Linked DNA regions of Homo sapiens: region 1 is linked to region 2. The links are chromatin loops, found by intact Hi-C in ENCODE. Cell type or tissue: breast epithelium. All regions are shown on one strand. Each heading gives the region's core, and the rest is flanking DNA. Links, peaks and the distances in the headings are about the cores only. Region 1 overlaps LOC102724960 (a long non-coding RNA gene). Region 2 has its middle 14 kb from the start of PLXNC1.

The links. Hi-C counts contacts between places; a loop is a spot of excess contacts. Peaks named below come from ENCODE experiments on the same cell type or tissue, not always from the same donor. Only the 100,000 strongest peaks of a DNase experiment are listed, where the experiment ranks them.
Region 1: it touches region 2 in a loop (12-fold over the local background); 108 of 110 quality-filtered maps call a loop at or near these places.

Annotation. Positions count from the first base shown.
Region 1 is chr12:94,531,834-94,534,640 of GRCh38, reverse strand. The region is part of intron 2 of LOC102724960 (a long non-coding RNA gene); the gene reads right to left. Among named protein-coding and RNA genes, the nearest start is that of MIR5700, 29 kb to the left of the region's middle. In breast epithelium, for the core only: CTCF peaks have their summits at 1,444 and 1,645 (motif pointing right); a DNase peak (open chromatin) is centred at 1,630; H3K27ac peaks cover 455 bases.
Region 2 is chr12:94,132,779-94,135,585 of GRCh38, reverse strand. No RefSeq gene overlaps it. Among named protein-coding and RNA genes, the nearest start is that of PLXNC1, 14 kb to the left of the region's middle. RefSeq lists a silencer at 1,086-1,135. In breast epithelium, for the core only: a CTCF peak has its summit at 1,210 (motif pointing left); no DNase peak of the experiment used is centred there.

The sequences.
Region 1 (2,807 bases), core at 147-2,646, 400 kb before region 2:
AATTCTACCAGGAGTCACTCAAAAATGCAGATCTAGGAGCCCCTCCATGGCGCCATATTGGCTTCCCAGAGCTGCTGAAACAAATAATTACAAACTTAGTGGCTTAAAACAACACGGATTAATCATCTACAGCTTTAGAGGTCAGAAGTCCTAAAGTGGGTCTTGCAGGGCTGGGAGTGAGGTGTTGGCAGCTCTGAGTTCCTCCTGGAGGCTCTGGGGGAGGATCTCTTCCTCGCCTTTTCCAGCGTTCAAGGCCACCTTCATCCTCAGTGCGTGGTGTTTCCCTCCAATCCCTTCTCCTCATCACATCTCCGCCTCTCCTGCCTCCCTCTTCCCTTTGTTAGGACCCCCATGATCCAGTGGGCCCACCGGGGTAATCGAGGATAATCCCCCCATCTTAAGATTCTTAATTTAGTCGCATCTGTTAGGCCCTTTTCCCATGCAAGGTCACATATTTGCAGGTTCTGGGAACCGGGACATGGACACCTTTGGGGGTTCATTATTTTGTTTCTCCTGCCACGCCTCTGAGGCAGGATTCTGACTCAACCTCCTGGGCTAAAACCTAGGAATATTCATCTGAAACAACTCTCCTTCCGATTGGGAGGCAGGGGCTCCTGGAGCCTGGAGGGAAAGGCTGCGCCACACCCGCTGCAGTTGGAGGTGTCTCTTCTCGAGAAAGTGACTAGCAGGGCAAGTCACTATCCCATTTTATAAGATAGGAAACTCAAGGGAATGGTGAATTTCTAGAGAACAGTGAGAACAGTGAATTTCTAGTCCAAGGTTCCACAGCTAGAGCTGAAATTAATTAATTAATTAATTTATTTATTGTACTTACTTATGTATTTATTTTGAGAGGGAGTCTGTCACCCAGGCTGGAGGGCAGTGGCACGATCATGGCTCACCACAACTTCTGCCTCCCAGGCTCAAGTGATCCTCCCACCTCAGCCTCCTGAGTCGCTGGGACTACAGGCAGGCACCACCACGCCCACCTAATTTTGTATTTTTTGTAGAGATGAGGTCTCACTGTGTTGTCCAGGCTGGTCTCAAACTCCTGGGCTCAAGCGATCCTCCTGCCTCAGCCTCCCAAAGTGCTGGGATTATAGTGTGAGCCACTGCATCTGGCCTGGAGCCAGAGTTTAGACCCAAATCCCCTATTTCCACACCCTCTGTTCTTTTTACTACAGCACAGTCACCACCTAAATTCTCCCTCTATTGTGTAAACACAGTATGGTGGGGACTGCCCCCCTCATCTCACAGACAAAGATACCGTGGCACAGAAGGGGTCCAGCCACCTGCCCAAGGCCTGCTGCCTGGCTTCTGGCCGAAGCGCCACTGACCCGGGAAGCCCTGGACAGATCAGGCATCTCCTTCACTTTCTCCCATGGAGATTTTATCCCTACTCATCTGCTGAGAAACACTTTTTAACACAGAATGAGATTGATGTGGTAGACTCATTTCAAATACACGGAGCAGAAACAAACTCGGAGCCTTTTGGTGGATTATCTGTGTGGAGCAGACTGATGGCAATTAGGGGTTTGGGGAGACGGCAGGTGGGGGTGACAGGCTCTTCTATCCCTGTCCCATGAGGAAACCTAACAAAGGAGACCCTCCTCGCCGGTGCGCAAGTGTGTGAGTCAGCGCCAGGGGGCAGAGTTTGTCCAGGAATGAGAATGCACACGCCACTGTGCTTTGGCTTAAGGGTGATGTTAAGAAGGACGAGATTCTGGTGTGCAGGGTCATTGCCTTTAGTACAACCTTAGCCAATAGGTTTCTAATTGGGCCATTTATCTGGAAATAAGTGTGACATAAGAGCCCTGGAGGGTGGGTTGAGAGCAGATGCAAAGTGACTAAAGAGCATGCCACGAATGCATTTTTATAGGGTCAATTGTCTCATAATCTTTGTGTTCTCTTTTGGTGTGAATTAAATTCTGACCACTACTTGGCAATTTGTCAGAAGGCAGTCAGCTTAAGTATTGAGAAACACTGAATAATATTTCAAGAGTTTTCTAGTACATGGCCTCTGCAGCTGGAAAACATTAAAAAAAAGTTCACTTGTTTTTTCTTTTTTTCTTTATTATTCTTATTTATTTATTTATTTATTTATTTATTTTTTTGAGGTGGAGTCTCGCTCTGTCGCCCAGGCTGGAGTGCAGTGGCACGATCTTGACTCACTGCAAGCTTCGCCTCCCGGGTTCACGCCATTCTCCTGCCTCAGCCTCCTGAGTAGCTGGGACTACAGGCGCCTGCCACCACGCCCAGCTAATTTTTTGTATTTTTAGTAGAACCGGGTTTCACCGTGTTAGCCAGGATGGTCTCGATCTCCTGACCTTGTGATCCACCTGCCTCGGCCTCCCAAAGTGCTGGGATTACAGGCGTGAGCCACTGCACCTGGCCTTATTTATTTATTTTTTTGAGAGGGAGTCTCACTCTGTTGCCCAGGCTGGGTGGAGTGCAGTGGCGCAAACTCGGCTCACTGCAACCTCTGCCTCCTGGGTTCAAACGATTCTCCTGCCTCAGCCTCCCCAGTAGCTGGGACTACAGGAGCACACCACCTCACCTTGCTCATTTTTGTATTTTTAGTAGAGACAGGGTTTTATCATGTTGGCCAGGCTTGTCTCCAACTCCTGACCTCAGGTGATCCACCCCCCTTGGCCTCCCAAAGTGCTGAGATTACAGGTGTGAGCCACTGTGCTCAGCCTTATTATTATTATTTTTGAGACAGGGTCTTGCTCTGTTGCCCAGGCAGGAGTGCAGTGGCACGATCATAACTCACTGCAGGCTCCCACCTCAGCCTCCCCAGTAACGAG
Region 2 (2,807 bases), core at 200-2,699:
CCAGGCTCTGTTCTAGCAGTGTAACTAAACTTACCTGTTGAATTTGTTTAACGGGGCCAATTCCTCCCTTTGGTTATGAATTCCCTGCTCTGAACTTGAAGAGCACTTTATCTGTAGGTTGATAGCATTAAAATCTGGTGAGTCACATCATACACTATGCATTGGTTGTGTTTATAGCTCTTTCACTTAATATAATTTCTTTGAGATCAGAGATGGTGTCTTAAATTCAGTTTATCTCCATATTCCCTTTATTCCTCAAACTTTCTGTTCATTAACTTACTCCATCTTTTAACAGATACTTCCTGAGAATCTACCATGTGCTAGGCATGTGTTGCAGGCTGGGGTTATGGCAATGAGCAAGATCAGTGGTGTTATTTTTGTGCAGATTACTGGGCCTTACACGGAGTCAGTGTTCAATAAATGTCAGTTGAAGTGTAATGTAAAGGCTCTATACTCCTTAGGGGCAAGGGTCATTCTTTGAGGTACCCACAGCCCCACATACAATGACATAACTTGGCATCTCCACAGTGCATATTTACCAATTCATGAATTGACTATCTCTGCAGAGACAGAGAATATAAAAGGAGAAAAACAACTCCTTGCCACAAAAAATATTATTGATAACATGGAGGAGCATCCACTGAACATAGCTTTTAAATTATTTGTTAATTTACAGCACCTTTCAAACTTTGTTTGAACATGGCTTTATACTGAAAAGGGGAGAGTCTTATACTGTAATTATGTAAGGCAAGCTTATAATAATTATAATAATTATCAACCGAGTGCCAATAATACTTTAAGAACTCCACTGAGCATAAAGATCGCACTAGTGCCTAACAGGTATTTAAAATTAAGCTCTCTAAAATTGCAAAGGCACATATTTAGTGTTTTCTATTTTTTGGTAAGTAAAGATTCTGACAAATAATTACCCTCTTTTTCCTGGTAGAAACTTCTGTTTACACGGAAAATTTTCTCTAAGATGGATTTCTTCCAGTGAGAATTTGAGCAATTTATTTTCTTTAACATATCTTGAATGATATTTTCTCTTCTGTTTGAAAAATATGACAACATGCCAGATCTCGGAGCTTCTCCAGAGTAGAGGACACACCCATCAATAGACAAGCAAGTTTTCATGGGTATGTCATTCTAAGCATAGAAAAAGGCAGACTTTGAAGCGCGCTAGGATTCCCCCTAGTGGATGTAAAAGGTACTTGATTTAAGAAAAAAAAAAATCCACACCTGAGGGGAGTTGGTGGGTACTGTGGTTTACAAGGATTCATTCCTCCCTAGCATCTGTTTCTGAAAGTTGGAAGTATGTCACCAATTAATAAAGGTTTGATTAGCACTCCTCTTTCTATCTGGCATCCATAGTAATTAAGGTGTCTGCCTGCAGGCTTGCAAATGCAGCATGAAATTACAGTCAGCCCTAGAACAGAGAAATAAAATGAACACTCTTTAAAACAACACCATCTAATTTCCATAAGACACTCCCCAAATCAAATCCTCATCTGTGACTGTTTTGGTTTAAACGGATATGGTGCCTTTATCCAAATCATGAAAAAGTTTGGCTCTTTTTAGAGACTCTATTATTATCTATGTCAGTGGTGGCCAGCTACTTAAAAAATGTGCTTTTGTGTATTGCCCAAATTAGATTCCTGAGTGTTGGTCTTTGTCATGTCTTTTACAAATCCCCATTACTTATCATGTGTAGTGTCTATGAATTCATTCCATACACACTTGTTGATTATAGGCACAAGGCTAGATACTAGATGGGGGGGATGAAGGACACAGATAAGGATAAGACAAAGATCTTGGCCTCTGAAAAACTGTTAATCTACTCTGACATACCAACTTTCTGTCTCCTTTACTGGCTCCACTTTCTCCTCCTACCTTTTAAAGTGTTGATGTGTAGGTGACCTGATAACTATTTTTATCTGCCCAGAAAGTTTTACCATCCCTGTTCTTCTCATAAAGAGGCTGTACCCTCCTTCCAACAATATGGGGGCATATGACATGGGTCTGGCCAACCCAAGTGCTCCTTAGGTTTGGTCTAAGCATGGGTCATGTGATTCTAGCAAAGTCAACCAGAGTTCTTTCCAGGAATTGTTATAGGGATGGTGGGAGAAAAGAGATTTTTTATGGGGGTGGCTAATCTGGGGCTAGCAGTGACTTTGCTCTCTGCCTAGCAGAAAAGTCCAGTATGAAGTAGGAGAGAGAGCTAGATAGAGAAAGAGATAGAGATAGTGATGAGAGAGAGAGAGAGAGATATGAGAGAGAGAGAGAGAGATATGAGAGAGAGAGAGAGAGAGAGAGAGACAGATAGAGACACAGAGAGAGAGAGAGACTGACTGTTGAGGCTCTCTAGAACTGAGTCCTCAGCTCACTCTTGGTCCTTTGACATCAATCCCTTCTTCTGTCTTTGGCATCCTCTCATTCCTGTAGTATTCTCCCTGGTCAGTATCACCAATGCACACCACGGGCTTCCATCATTACTTACCTGCTGATGACTCTAAAAAATCTACACAAAAGTGATCTCTTGATCTCTGAACTTTAGGCCCTGAATTTTAGATCTACATGTCTAAATGCCTACTGGTCATTTCCCTTGTACATTCCATACATACTTCAAGTCAAGTCAATTTTCTTCCATACCTTTTCTCCACATGTTCCTAGTCTCCTTCGGTGGCACCACTGCCCATCCAGGTTTTCAAACCAGAAGGTGGAAGTCATCCTAGATACTTCCCTCACCTTCTATATTTAATCAACCAGCAAGCCTGCTGATCTGAATCATGGGCTTGATTTCTTGTTAT